Regions from separate parts of the Homo sapiens genome. Here region 1 is linked to region 2. A link is a contact called in ENCODE Hi-C or POLR2A ChIA-PET data. All regions are on one chromosome and are shown on one strand. The core of a region is the stretch at or near the end of the contact, and the rest is flanking DNA. Distances in the headings are between cores, read along the strand shown.

Evidence for each region. Hi-C counts contacts between places; a loop is a spot of excess contacts on that map. ChIA-PET counts read pairs that join two places held with the same protein, here RNA polymerase II (POLR2A). Pooled maps may share reads with other maps.
Region 1: a pooled map shows a loop between it and region 2 (6-fold over the local background). The contact joins the promoter of DYNC2I1 here to the promoter of PAXIP1-AS2 in region 2. A Hi-C loop is called at or near these places in 1 of 50 pooled maps. POLR2A ChIA-PET finds 5 or more read pairs at or near these places in 2 of 52 experiments (PC-3 and activated B cell).

The regions. Positions count from the first base shown.
Region 1 is chr7:158,855,168-158,862,035 of GRCh38, forward strand. DYNC2I1 (dynein 2 intermediate chain 1) reads left to right here and starts at 1,391. Exons shown (of 25, transcript NM_018051.5): 1 at 1,391-1,583. The coding sequence starts at 1,569. LOC124901796 (a long non-coding RNA gene) reads right to left here and starts at 1,355. Exons shown (of 2, transcript XR_007060627.1): 1 at 1,214-1,355; 2 at 1-229. RefSeq lists a silencer at 1,447-1,916 and enhancers at 2,267-2,808, 6,393-6,868.
Region 2 is chr7:154,922,678-154,929,766 of GRCh38, forward strand. PAXIP1-AS2 (PAXIP1 antisense RNA 2) reads left to right here and starts at 5,840. Exons shown (of 8, transcript NR_024476.1): 1 at 5,840-6,090; 2 at 6,279-6,347. RefSeq lists enhancers at 5,921-5,980, 6,001-6,100, 6,251-6,470.

The DNA.
Region 1 (6,868 bases), core at 141-2,640, 3.9 Mb after region 2:
TACTCAAATCCATCTCCTTGAGCATTGAAGCATTCAGGGATCAGAGTTTTCAAGGATAACTTGGGTGGGGGGAAGCCAGTGAGCCAGGAGTGCTGATTGGTCAGAGATGAAATCATAGGGAGTCAAAGCGGTCTTCTTGCCCTTATCAGTTCCTGGGTGAGGGGCCACAAGATCTGATGAGCCAGTTTATTGATCTGGGTGGTGCCAGCTGATCCATCAAGTGCAGGTTCTGCAAAATATCTCAAGCACTGATCTTAGGAGCAGTTTAGGGAGGGTCAGAATATTGTAGCCTCCAGCTGCATATTAGAAACTACTCCTAAAACGTAATTTCTAATCTTGTGGCTAACATCAGTCCTACAAAGGCAATCAAGTCCCCAGGCAAGAAGGCCTGCTTTGGGAAAGGGCTGTTACCGTCTGTGTTTAAATTATAAAATATAAACTAAGTTTCTCCCAAAGTTAGTTCAGCCTACTGCCAGGAAGGAACAAGCACAGCTTGGAGGTCAGAAGCAAGATGCTGTGGGTTAAGTTACACCTCTTTTACTGCCTCAGTCATAATTTTGAAAAGGCGGTTTCAGGCTTTCAGCCCTAACTTTCCCTTTGGCTGAAGGAGTTCGGAGGTCCTGAGAGTTTTTGATTTTCCCTTACGTGTTGTATAAAAACAGTCTCTCAACGTTGATTCCTGCCTACCTTACTGCTTGTTTTTATCAAAAGACGACATATGGGAATATAATTTGTTAAGTGCAAAGCCTTATTCAAATGTAAAGCTCTTTTCTTTTTTTTTTTTTTTTTTTTGAGACAGAGTCTCGCTCTGTCGCCCAGGTTGGAGTGCAGTGGCGTGATCTCCGCTCACTGCAAGCTCCGTCTCCCAGGTTCACGCCATCCTTCTGCCTCAGCCTCCCGAGTAGCTGGGACTACAGGCGCCTGCTACTGCGCCCAGCTATTTTTTTTTTTTGTATTTTTAGTAGAGACGGGGTTTCACCGTGTTAGCCAGGATGGTCTCGATCTCCTGACCTCATGATCCACCCGCCTCCGCCTCCCAAAGTGCTGGGATTACAGGGGTGAGCCACCGCGCTCGGCCTCAAACGTAAAGCTCTTTTCAATATCTGCTCTCCCTTTCTATCTTCCCCGACTGTCAGTCCGGTCCCGTGGGAACCCGGGGCGGGTTGGGGCGAGTCAAGAGCCCCTGCACCCCAAGTCAGGGTACTGCACCTACCCCTTGGGGAGACCAACGACCGCTCGGTCCTCTGCTGCTCCTGCCTGGCGGTTGCTAGGAGCCGGGGAAGCGCAGGCGCATTGGGAGGGGCCGCGGGCACGCCGAGCAGCGACCACTCGGCCTTCCCCTGCTCCTGCCTGCCAGGTGCTAAAAATGCCGGGGATGCGCAGGCGCACTGGGAGAGGCCGCAGGGCACGCTGGGCAGTGCTTCTGGGCCCTCTGCTGCTCCTGCTTGTCGGTTGCTAGGCGCTGGGACGCGCCTCCCGAAGGGTGCGGGGCACAGGTGGCCTCTTCGGGGTGGACCGCGCCTGGCCGGGGCCGAGGACACCGCGGCCGCCCGGGCCTGCGGGAAGCGATGGAGCCCGGGAAGGTCGGTGCGGCGCTGGGTCTGGGCGAGGGGTGGTCGAGCTTCGCGGACTCCTTCGGGCGCCGCTAGCAGCGCCGCCGCCGCCCTCCCTTTGCGCAGCGGTTCTCTCGGCCGGGCCGGGGCTTCCCGGAGGAGCCGCGGTGCCTCCGAGGCAGGAAGGGAAACGGAGGCGCGGCTGGCCGTCGGCGCGAGGGATGGCAGGACGCCGGGCTCCCGGCGGTCGGGAGAGGCGGTCTGTGCAGCCTCAGGCCTGGGGTCGCCGCCGCGGCCCGTCTCCTCGCGCCCGGCCTGGAGGCGGCCTCGGCCCCTGCTGCGGGGCCGGGGTGGCTGAGGAGACATATTTAAAAGTTTATTAAATTTTAGCTGACTTAAGTTTAAATATGACTTGTCACAGTTTAAGAGGTTGAGAGAGTGCAGCCTGGGTGCTTGAGTTTGAATTCAGGATTTTGTATTTACTTGTATGACCTTGGCAAACTCACTTAACATGTCTTGTTTCCTAATTCATTCAATGGGCACAATAATAATAGCAACATTATAGGGTGTTTAAGAAGGTTAAGTGAGATATTATGTGTAAAAGTGCATAGACCAGTGCCTGCTTTCATTAACACTCAATAAATGTTAGATATTACTGTATTATTCTTATCTATTGATTCCCCACTGAAAGATGAGGAATTTAATTTGCATACATTTTCTTCTACCTTCACTCCTATTATTTTTTCCCCATCACTTACCTTTATGTGTTGAATAATACTCCTTAATTTGTATTTTATGTTATATAAACCTTAGGTTTTTGTTTTTTTTTTTTTTTTGAGATGGAGTCTCACTCTGTCACCAGGCTGGAATGCAATGGCACGAACTTGGCTTACTGCAACCTCCGACTCCAGGGTTCAAGAGATTCTCCTGCCTCAGTCTCCCGAGTAGGTGGGATTACAGATGTCCGCCACCAAGCCCAGCTGATTTTTGTATTTTTAGTAGAGATGAGGTTTCACCGTGTTGGCCAGGATGGTCTTGATCTCCTGACTTCGTGAGCCACTGCACCCGGCCTTTTTTTTTTTTTTTTTTTAAAGATAATTCCCCTTGTCGCCCAGGCTGGAGTACAGTGGCACGATCTCTACTCACCGCAACCTCCAACTCCTGGGTTCCAGCGATTCTCCTGCCTCAGCCTCCCGAGTAGCTGGGATTACAGGCAGGTGCCACTATGCCTGGCTAATTTTTGTATTTTTAGTAGGGATGGGGTTTCTCCATGTTGGTCAGGCTGGTCTCGAACTCCTGACCTCCGGTGATCCGCCCGCCTTGGCCTCCCAAAGTGCTGGGATTACAGGCGTGAGCCACCGCGCTAGGCCAACCTTAGATAGTATTTTTTAACTTTCCCCTAGTTAAGATTAAGAAGCTACTGCCCTGCACTCCCCATTTCTCCCTAAACCCACTAATTTCCTGACCCTGTCATCTTCTATGCTATTCTCTTTACATTTCTTTAAGTTACTCTGTAACTTACATTGTCCGTGATTTGTTTATAGGTTGATTTTAAAAATGAAAACCAATAAACACTATAACATCATGGTTATATACGTTTTCATTGCAGAACCAAATAGTCAGATTGGACCAATAGATACAATGGAGTCCTGTATTCTAAGCTCACTCTACTCAGGGAACAATGTTTCTGGTGTCAGGGTCAAAGGGGTCATCTTTTGTTACATTCAGTTAATGTACCACAATGAAGTTTGCTTATCATTTGGACCATGTCTTTCATAAATGGCCCTATTTGCCCTGTTTTTTTAGTTTTGGCAAAAAAGAACATAAGCTGTTTTAAATTTTTAAACCTTATGATGTCTTCTAGCTTATTAGTGTCATATTACCTGTTTAATGAAATTCTCTTAAATTCTTCCCAGAGCTCACTGACTTTATGTTCTCATCAGGACAAATTGTTTTCTAGACATGCACAGAGCTATGATCTGGGAATTCTTTCTCATTGTGCTTCTGGGTTAGGCCTACTGTTTCTTGGATCAAGTGTCTCCCTCTTTTTTGAAATCTCCATGCTTTTTCCAGTGGAGTATCCCCTCCCCCCACTTTCCTCTCCCCTCCCCCCTCCCCTTTCCCCTCCCTTCCTCTCCCCTCCCCTTTCCCCTGCCCTCCCCTTTCCCCTCCCTTCTCCTCCTCTCCCCTCCCCTCTCCCCTCCCCCCTCCCCTTTCCTTTCCTCCCCTCCCCTCCCCTTTCCTCCCCTCCCCTTTCCTCCCCTCCCCCCCTTTCCTTTCCTCTCCTTTCCTTTCTTCAGAGTCTTGCTCTTTCACCCAAGTTGGAGTGCAGTGACACGCTCACAGCTCACTGCAGCCTAAACCTCCCAGGCTCAAGCAACGCTCTTGCCTTGGCTTCCCAAAGTGCTGGGACTACAGGTGCGAGCTACCATGCCTGGCCTGTCGCATACCTTTTTAGACAAGAGTATATGTGGGAAGAAAACTGTATGCCCTAAGAATATCCTTATTATACTGATAGATTGTTTAAGAGTTTGGCTTAGCATAGAATTCTAGGAGCAAAATAATTTCCCAGAACTTTGAAGATGGTTTACTTTTGTCTTCTAGCAGTGTGTTTGGCTGATGAGATATCTTTGTGAGTAACATTTTCTTTCTCTCCAGAAGATTTAGGATCTTTATCTGTGATGTTTTGAATATGGATGTAGTTTGTTATAGATCTTTTTTCATTCGTTATTTTTGACATTTGACTGTCCCTTGGGGTTTTATTCTGATACATATTTAATACATAAAATTCATTTTTTTTGAGACAGAGTCTCGCTCTGTCGCCCAGGCTGGAGTGCAATGGCGTGATCTCAGCTCACTGCAACCGCCACCTCCCAGGTTAAAGCGGTCCTCCTGTCTCAGGCTCCTGAGTAGCTGGGATTACAGATGTGTGTCATCACGCCCAGCTAATTTTTGTATTTTTAGCAGAGACGGGATTTCATCGTGTTGTCCAGGCTGGTCTTGATCCGCCCACCTCGGCCTCCCAAAGTGCTGGGATTATAGGCATGAGCCACTGTGCCAGGCCAGTAAATAAACATTTTTAAAGTAGCAAAAGCAACAGATCTCAGAGCTGGATATTTCCTGGCAACTAATGAATTCCTGTAACAGGTTCTCAATTGCAAGTCGGTCTTTAACTTTTTAGGAAGTTAACCCATGGGTCATTAGAATCTAATTATGTAACTATTAGGCTGTGATATAGAATTAATTAGTATAGTCTATTTCATAAGGTAAGGGGAAGGATAAAGTTTTCATGAGATTACTGGAATAAAATTGTATTGGATTATTTTGGTATTAGAGTTTTTTTTTTTTTTTGGAGACGAAGTCTCACTCTTGTCCCCTAGGCTGGAGTGCAGTGGTATGATCTCAGCTCACTCCATTCTCTGCCTCCCGGGTTCAAGCAGTTCTCCTGCCTCAGCCTCGCAAGTAGCTGAGATTACAGGCATGCACCACTATGCTGGGCTAATTTTTTTTATATTTTTAGTAGAGACACGGTTTCACCATGTTGGCCAGGCTGGTCTGGAACTCCTGACCTCAGGTGATTCACCAGCCTCAGTCTCCCAAAGTGCTGGGATTACAGGCGTGAGCCATCTCACCCCGCTGGTATTATAGCTTTTAGTATACACCAAGCATTTCTTTCAGTTTGTTTCATTGTACTTAGTTGCTCACATAATTAATCTGATGAATATAAATAGTTTTATGTTCTTTATTTGTACTGAGATCATACCAAGTTTCAGTATGTCGTAGCTATTGGAAAAAACTTAATGGTACCTTTGCAGGCTTTACACCTGCCTGCATGGTGACAATTTTCTTTAATATTAGCTCTTTCAAAACTCTTTAATTTATCTTGTTTACAATGTGTATGACTATTAATTTTTATGGTCAATGAAAATTTTAGAAATTTCTAAGTTTTTTTGTTACATACCAAACAATTGATAGGTAATGTGTGAGTTTATTGTTATGAAATTTATTAATCATAGCTTGAAAAATGTAGACATGTTTTTTAGGTTATTCTTAGTTTAAAATAAATTTCTACCCTTTTTATTTTCATGTGAGATATGTACTAGTGATGTGAACTGTTTAGGTACAGTGCAATGCCGTTTCATTCTGTTTTTAGAAAGGCTGAATGTTTTAGAGTAGCTACAGTGGGGTCTCCAAGGTTGGTCCTCACCAATCCGCTTGTGGGGTTCCTCCAGAGAACTGCAGAAACTCTGGCATGAACTCTCCATTCAAAGCCCTGTGCTGATTCTTGACGAAAGTTTAACACTGCTCCTCGCGGTGTAAGGCCACCTCTGGGACAACCCAGCTCAGTGTTGTCTGAAAGAGCTCAGGGCTGTCAGAATAATTTACTGTTTGTTTTAGCCAACACCTGGGGATAGGTCCCTGACATCCTTTCTGAAGAGAGTTTAAAAGGGCTTAAATTATGAATCCTTCTCTGTCCTTTTGAGATGTCTCTAAATCTGCAATTCAGGAGTGTCTTTGAAAAGATATCAGAAAGGACAGGATGGCCTCTGTTCTGGTCTCTCTGGGAAGGTAGAATCCTAACTACTGTAATTATCAGCTAGCAGACACAGCGAGCTTAATCTCACACTGACCAGCCTTTGTAATTTTTCACTTGAGCTCCCCTAGCCCGGGTTCTCCCCTAAAACACTCCCTCACCTCAGTGCAAACAGAAATGGAGCTCAGCTGTTTCCCGTCCCGCCTGCAGTTACTGAATGAAATCTATTTCACCACTCGAAAGTCTGGCATCCCCCTCCCCACACTTCTCATCTGTCAGCCAAGTCTAGAAAGGAATCAGCCTGAGGTCAGCTCTGTCTACAAAATAGACTCAGCGCAGCAGCATTTTAGGCATCTGCCGCTTTGACGTAGCTTTGACGTAGCAGCTCACAGATAGGACTCTCATCTGCAAATACATGCATACCGAAAACACAGGTGCTCCCTGCAGCCACGTTTGTCACATGGAGTACAGAGTGTTAGAAGCAGCCTGTGTGGTCACCAGCCAGGGCCTAGGTGAGTGAATTACGGTGACTGTAGGGAATAACCTTGGATTCAGTGATGGAAACTGATCATCCTAGTTTTCTTCGTTACCGTTTTCTTCAGAGCACTTTTCCTACCAGGGAGCGTCAGTTACACAGTCAAGTAATAGAATGAAGACCTGGATAGGCTGCATTTCATAATTTGGCCCTAAGTAATTTGATAACTTAAAAATTCTAGTGTAAGGAATTTTGGAAAAAAAATGAGGACAGCAAAGGATAAATTATGTCCCAGTCCTAAAGGCG
Region 2 (7,089 bases), core at 4,590-7,089:
CTGGCCATGTAAGACATGCCTGCTTCCCCTTTGCCTTCCACTGTGATTGAAAGTTTCCTGAGGCCTCCCCAGCCATGCTTCCTGTACAGCCTGCAGAACCAAGAGCCAATTAAACCTCTTTTCCTTACAAATTACCCAGTATCAAGTTGTTCTTCATAGCAATGCAAGAACGAACTAATAGTCTTCTTTAGATGAGAAGTGTTAACTGCCTTCTACTTCAGCAGCACAAAGTTTAGCAGGCAGTACTCAATAAGGTCTATACCATTTTGGTTGAAGAGAGTTATTTAAGAAATGTTGTGTCCAATAGATGAAATCTCGTGGGTCAAGTCCATGGTCTTTGAAGTTTTCTTCTCCCAGGAGCTCACTGTGAAAAGATTCTTCTACCGATTCATAATTTTTAGTTAATTGCCTCATTAAGCCATTGCAATAGCTAAATATGTCTCCTTTACTATTAAAGGCTATAGATCTGCCTGCTGTAATTTTTAATGGAGATAACTGGTGTTTACCAAAAGGGATCGACCTCAGATTAAGCAGAAACAGTGGAAGAGCTTTTAGCCAAGGAATTTGAAAGACCTCCATTAATTTTGCCAGTTGAGCTTTGATTATTCTGTTTGTGTGGTCCACTAACCCAGATGACTGGGGGTGGTCAACACAATGGAAATACTGGAGAATGGGCCAAATTTAACGTACTGGTTGGATGACTTATCCAGTGATCCCAGTGTCTCTGTCATTATGAAGCTCCAGAGGAACTCCCCAGGCTGCAATAATGTTTTCTAAGAGAATTGTACTCACCCTAAGGTCATTGCTCTTCTACATAGAAACACCTGCACCCAATGAGAAAACATGCCAATCATTACCAAAATATATGTGTATATTTGTGAGAGCGGCAACTGGACGGAATGTAATTGCCATACTTTGACAGAGGCCTCCCTGGATTATTTTGGGGGCAAAGGTAACAACTGTACATCCTGTGTGCTACAGTCAGAGAAGGTTTCCAAAATATCGTTTCCCTCAAGCAATCACTCTGTCAGGCTCTGGGGAGTTATGTCATGTGCATAAGTTAGAAATGATAACAAAAATTCAGCATGAAGTAGAAGCATGTTGTTTGATCCATATCATACCTCGTCTTTGGGGGAGTATGTTCCCCCTCTTTGCTTTCCAACTTTTATGTTCTGGTTTTGGAGCCCAGATTGAGGTAATTTTATACAAATGCAGGTGTTTCTTTTAAGATTACTGTAGATTATTTTTCTTGTTTAGATACATTTACAGTAGCTCTTTTTACTACCTTATTAGCTAGCTGATTTCCTTTGCTTTCTGGAGTGTTTGATTTAGAATGGCCTGGAATTTTAATTATGGCCAGTGACTTTGGTAATAATATGGCTCCCAACAATTGTGAAATGAGGTGTCCATTTTTTATGGATTGACCAGAAGAGGTGAAAAATCCTCTGTTTCCATAGCATTCCAAAATCATGAGCTACTCTGAAAGCATATTTACTGAATATTAGTAATGAATATTATCAACAATTATTCCTTTCGCCAACTGACAAACCCTGATCAATGCAATTCTGCTTGTTGATGTGAGGTGGCTTCTGGAAGGTAAGCCTTTCTATTTCTTCAGTTGAAGATACTGTTGTGTAACCTGCTCGGTAAGTCCCTGATCCATCCTTTAAATAAGAGCTGCCTGTAACTCAAACAACATCAGCATTAATCAGTGGAGTCTCTTGCAAGTCAGTCCTAGGAAAGAGGAGCCAATCAACTGGGGCTATGTGATTATGCAGTGTTTCATCTGAAAATGAAGGCAGAAGAGTGTCAGGATTTAGGTTACACCTGGAGATGGTGATAGGAGAAGCTGAAAGAAGTAAAACTCATGTGAAGCTCGTCTACTAATTGAATAATGTCCAGTGTGGTGTGAGTTTAGTGATGCTTCCACAGAATGAGGGATAAAAACAGTAAGGGGAGTTCCCACCACAGTTCCTTGGGTCATCTTAATGAACAAGGTGGTTGCTGTTATATCTCTCATGCAAAGAGGCAATCCTTTGGCTACCGGGCCTAACTGTTGGCTGTAATGCCCTACAGGTCTATTTCAGCCTTCATGTTTCTGAGTCAGATTATCTAAAGCATTTCCATCATTTTCATGTACAAACAATGAAAATGTGAGGTTATAATTTACATGCCCCAAAGAAGAGGCATTGGCAAGACCATTCTTAGTCATTTCTAATGTTAGTTGACTTTCTTTTATCCAGTCTAGAGGGTTTAAAGTTCTCTATTAAGAGGGCATATAAGGAAGGTGGGCGCAGTGGCTCATGCCTGTAATCCCAGGACTTTGGGAGGCCAAGATGGGTGGATCAATGAAGGTCGGGAGTTCAAGACTAGCCTGGCCAACATGGTGAAACCCCGTCTCAAGTAAAAATACAAAAATTAGCCAAGTGAGACTCTGTCTTAAAAACAAAAAGGAGGGCATATAAGGATTGGGCTTTTAAATAAAAATTTGGAATCCAATTTCTACAATATCCTGCCAGTCCTAAAATCCCACTCAACCATCTCTTCATTCTTGGTTGTAAAAAGCTGAGATCCTTTCTAGTCTGTCTGAATTAATAAAACATCCTTCCTTGGATATTAGGTGGCCTAAGTATATCACTTGTCTTCGACAAAATTGAAGTTTCTCTTTAGAGACTTTGTTTTCTTAGGGCTGCCTTTTGTAATAAATGTAGCCCATCATTCACAGAACATCTTGTTTGCTCTCCAAGATGGAAGTCATTTATTTACTGGATTAATGTATGCATTTCCAGGAAATTAACATCTGAGAGGCCTATTTTTAATATTTTTGAAAAGTAAGTCAGGCTTTCAGCATATCCTTGGAGGCCTGTGTGACCCAGTGTATTGTCTGTTTTCCCAAGTGAAGGCAAAGAGAAATTGGCTATTTTTGTCTACAAGAATGCTAAAGAATGTACTACATAAGTCTATGACTGTAAGGAATTCCACATTAGAAGGAATGGCTGTGAGTAACATAGGCTTGTGCAGTATAGGGTGCCATGGGATTGCCATGTTGTTTATTGCTCTCAAGTCTTGTACAAACCTCCATTCTCTAACATTTGGTTTTCTTACCAGGAGGATTGGGGTATTACAATGGCTTGTACAAGGAATGAACAGTCATCTTTCTATATAATCTGACATTATAAGCTTTATCCCTCCTAGAGCTTTAGTTCTCAAGGGGTATTGTCTTGTATTTTGAAGATGTTTCCATGGGTATATTTAAATATTTATTGGAGTAGCTGAGATGATAGTTTCTATATCAATGGAGGACACTGACCACAATGGATCAAGTACTGTCTTTAGTACATTTTGTAATTCTTCATTAAGCAATAATTCATTGTCTTTCATGGCAATATGGATTGCAATTGGATTAGATTTTGAAAATTTTATTAAAATATCTGTTGTGTCTCAAAGTTGAGTTTTATAATCTAATTTTAAATATATTTCCTTCCTTTGAGAGAAAGAAATGTGGGTATCACATAATTCTAAGCAGTTTCTTCCTGTTGAATGGATGGGGTCTGATGGAACAAAGAGGAGGGCATGAGTTCCTTGTAACGAACACTGTTGAAAGGTTACAGGCTGAGATTGGTATGCCAATACAGGAGGATTGTGATGCCCACCATTTGAATTCTTTGTTTACTGCAAGGAATGGGACCTTGTACCAAGATGGGATTAATTCCAGATAATGTGGCTCCAGTGTCAATAAGTGCTTGTGTTAGTTCTCCATTTATAATAATTTTTATTTCTCCCAGTGTTAGTAAGGAGGAAATGAAAGGCCCCTTTAAGTTCCTTGGAGCACCCCTGTTTTCTTTTCTGCCTCCACTGGTTAACATTCTTTCCTTTTTCATTTTTGGCAACTCTTTTGAAAGTAATCATGCTTTTTGCAAAAATTGCAAAGTGGAAGGTTAGGTCCATTAGGGAGTTTCTAGGGGTATTGTGAAGGCCAAAATTGTGTGAATAGTTGTTTTAATTGTAAATTCATAATTGTATTAGCCTCGCTCTTTTGTTTGGCTTCCCTCTCTCTTTCTTCTTCAGTTAAGGTATCAGATAACCGGTCAATGAGACTGACCAAATCATGAGTATCAGAAGTGGCCCAACTTTGTCTTTTCATTGTTAGTTCCAATTCATCTAACTCATTTGTTAAACTGGAGTCGAGTATCATTTCGATGATTAGCACAGCTTTCTTCGGATAAAACTAAATATTCTTTAAAATTTTTTCCACAGCCCTCAAAGTATATTACTGACTCATCTGAATTTTGTTGATATTGTATTTTGTTCCAGTTGACTACTCTGAAAAACTGAGGAGATAGCCTGATGCAAAGCCTTTGCTGTTCTTCAAGCCTGTCTATGGTCCTCTTCTGAACATTTATGAAGATCCCTAACAGATTTCTCCAGTGAGCTTTGTCTAGCCAGCCTTTAGCTTTAATTTTTGCTACTAACATGTGAATCTGTTGCTAGAAGTCAGAATAACTAGGGTCATAAGCTTGGATATTTAATTCAAATTTCCTAGCAAAACCAATAGGAACCTGGTGAAGATCAAGGAATTCTTTTAACTATGCCTGTAAGTTTGATCATGATTGATAAAGCAGGTTCCCCTCTACCAGATGCTGGATGAAATGGAGCCAAACCAGTGGGAGCAGGAGGAGGGGCAGGAGGAGGAGGAGGAGAAGGTCAATCAGGGCTGGGTAGTTCTGACAAGGAGGCTTAGAGAGACAGGGGAGCAGGGAGAGAAGAAGACATTTCAGTGTTTTTTAAAATTCAGTAATGGTTTTAGAGTGCTTTTTATTTTCTTCCTCTAAGGGAAGAATTCTGTCAAAACCTCTTTTGGATGCTTCTGGGTGCCATTGGAAGTAACTCTCTTAATTATTTTATTTGATTCCATAGCTGGCTTTTTAAAATTGTGCATATAAATAAACTAATCTAGCTATTTCAAAGATAATTCTCTTTGATCATTGTAATTTAGGATCTTCTTAGGTCAAATAAGACCATTTCTCCAACTATCGACAGGAGGTGGCGCCATAAGTCTTGTACATAAACCCCGCTGGAGTTTCCAAAGGTGCATTGCTTAATGAGGGCTTGGTTATAGATGGATAATTGCTCATAATTTGGATTCTCTTTTAAAATGCCCAAAGGCTAAAAGGGAAAAGTGTTTGGGGTCCAGTGTGCTGCTTAGTAGGGATTATTCCTGGAGGTATCACCTACAAGTAGCTTCTTCCCTCTTACCTACCTCAGAGAAACCCAGACATTTCTGGGAGTTCAAGGCACTGGGTGACGAACCCCTTGTGTGTTGTGTGCCCCGGGGGTTAAGCAGCTCTCCCTGTGAGTTCTTCTCTGGGGTTTGTTGTGAGCTTCCACACCCTTGTGTTACCTCCATTGCCTAAGGTGCCTTTCAGCTGGGAGAAAGAGTCCTTTTTGTCTTCAGCTTATCACGTCCTCATTCCAACCTTTTACAAATTTTGGGTGACTCAGGAAGAAACTTTAAATCTCAATGTTAACCAAGATCCAAAGCCTGGCTGGTTTAAAGCCACAAATTTGGCTTAAGCCACAAACATTCACTTTCTCCTTTTACAAAGAAAACTGCTTTCTCTTTAACCAAATGTCAAATGAGAGAAAAGGTTACAAACTTGAGCAAGTAAAAAAATGTCCAATGAGAGAAAAGGTTACAAACTTGAGCAAGTAAAATGTCCAATGAGAGAAAAGGTTACAAAAGAGCAAGTAAGACGAACGAAAACTTAACCTAATAGAAAAGTGAAACCACAAACCTGCCAATAGCAGAATCTTTAGAGAAATGACGCGAAACTCCTGCCTTAAAGCCCTAAATGGCGGCTTCAATATCAGTCCCACTGAGCATGAAATTCATTTACTTAAATAAAATCTGAATCTCAGCCCAAACCTGGGAGATTCAAAACCTGAGAGCGGTCTTACCAAAGACGCCCGTATGTCTGGTGAAGTCAGTTGGATGCAAGCAGTTTGTGCTGGTACCAGGGCCCCAGCTACTGATGAAGTGGCAGGAGTCCACAGAAGCCTACTTCGAAGTTCCCGGGGCTTCCAGGGGAGGTGAGAACACAAGTGATGGGAGAGCCTGGGGAGGGACTGTCTGGTGAGTAAAGGTTGTGCTGCTCTGTGGATGAAATGTCTCTGAGGTCGTAAACATCTCAGAGCCGCCTTCGGGAGAACGGGTGATAGTCATCTGGGCTGATGTCACCTCCAGTGTCCTCTCCTGTGATCTGTGTTAATCCTCCCAGATTGACGAGATTCCTGGGGAGGCGATTCATGACAGCTGAGTTCCTTTTGGAGGATCCGTCTTCAGGCAGGTAAGGGGAGCTCAGAGGAAACCTCTGCCTGCATCCGCTGATTCCCAAGTGCCCTCAGCTCACAGGGATCAGCACTCCCAAGTGCCATGGGGGTGGCATTTCCTGAACTCCTTCAAAGCAATAACAACAGGCTGGGCGTGGTGGCTTACGCCTGTAATCCCAGCACTTTAGGAGGCTGAAGTGTGAGGATTGCTTGAAGCCAGGAGTTCAAGACCAGCCTGGGCAACATAGGGAAACCCTGTCTCTACAAAGAATTAAAAGAAAACTTAGCCAGGAATGGCAGTGCACACATGTGGCCCCGCCTACTCGGGAGACTGAGGTGGGAGGAGTGCTTGAGCCAGGTGGTTGAGGCTGCAGGGAGCTGTGATTGCACCACTGCACTCCAGCCTGGGCAACAGAGTGAGACTCTATCTCAAAACAAACAAACAACAACAACAAAAGTGAAACAATAACAACAACTTTTACAAAACGGACATTTGGGATCTACATGCCACACTCCTAAATGCGTCTCTTAAGCAACAGGTGTCACAGTCTTAAACCTTGTCCTTACCCTCTTCATTCTAGGCACCTGTTTCATTCCAGGTAGGGCTTCCTCCTGGTTTCCTAACACAGCGGGTTGAGATGAACAGCAGAGAAGGACACTGCACACCTCTGCAGGGTCTCCCCTCTGGCCCACCAGCCCTCCCTTCTCCAGCAGTGAAGACCTCACTATGTCATCCAGGCAGGAATAATATAGACAGAA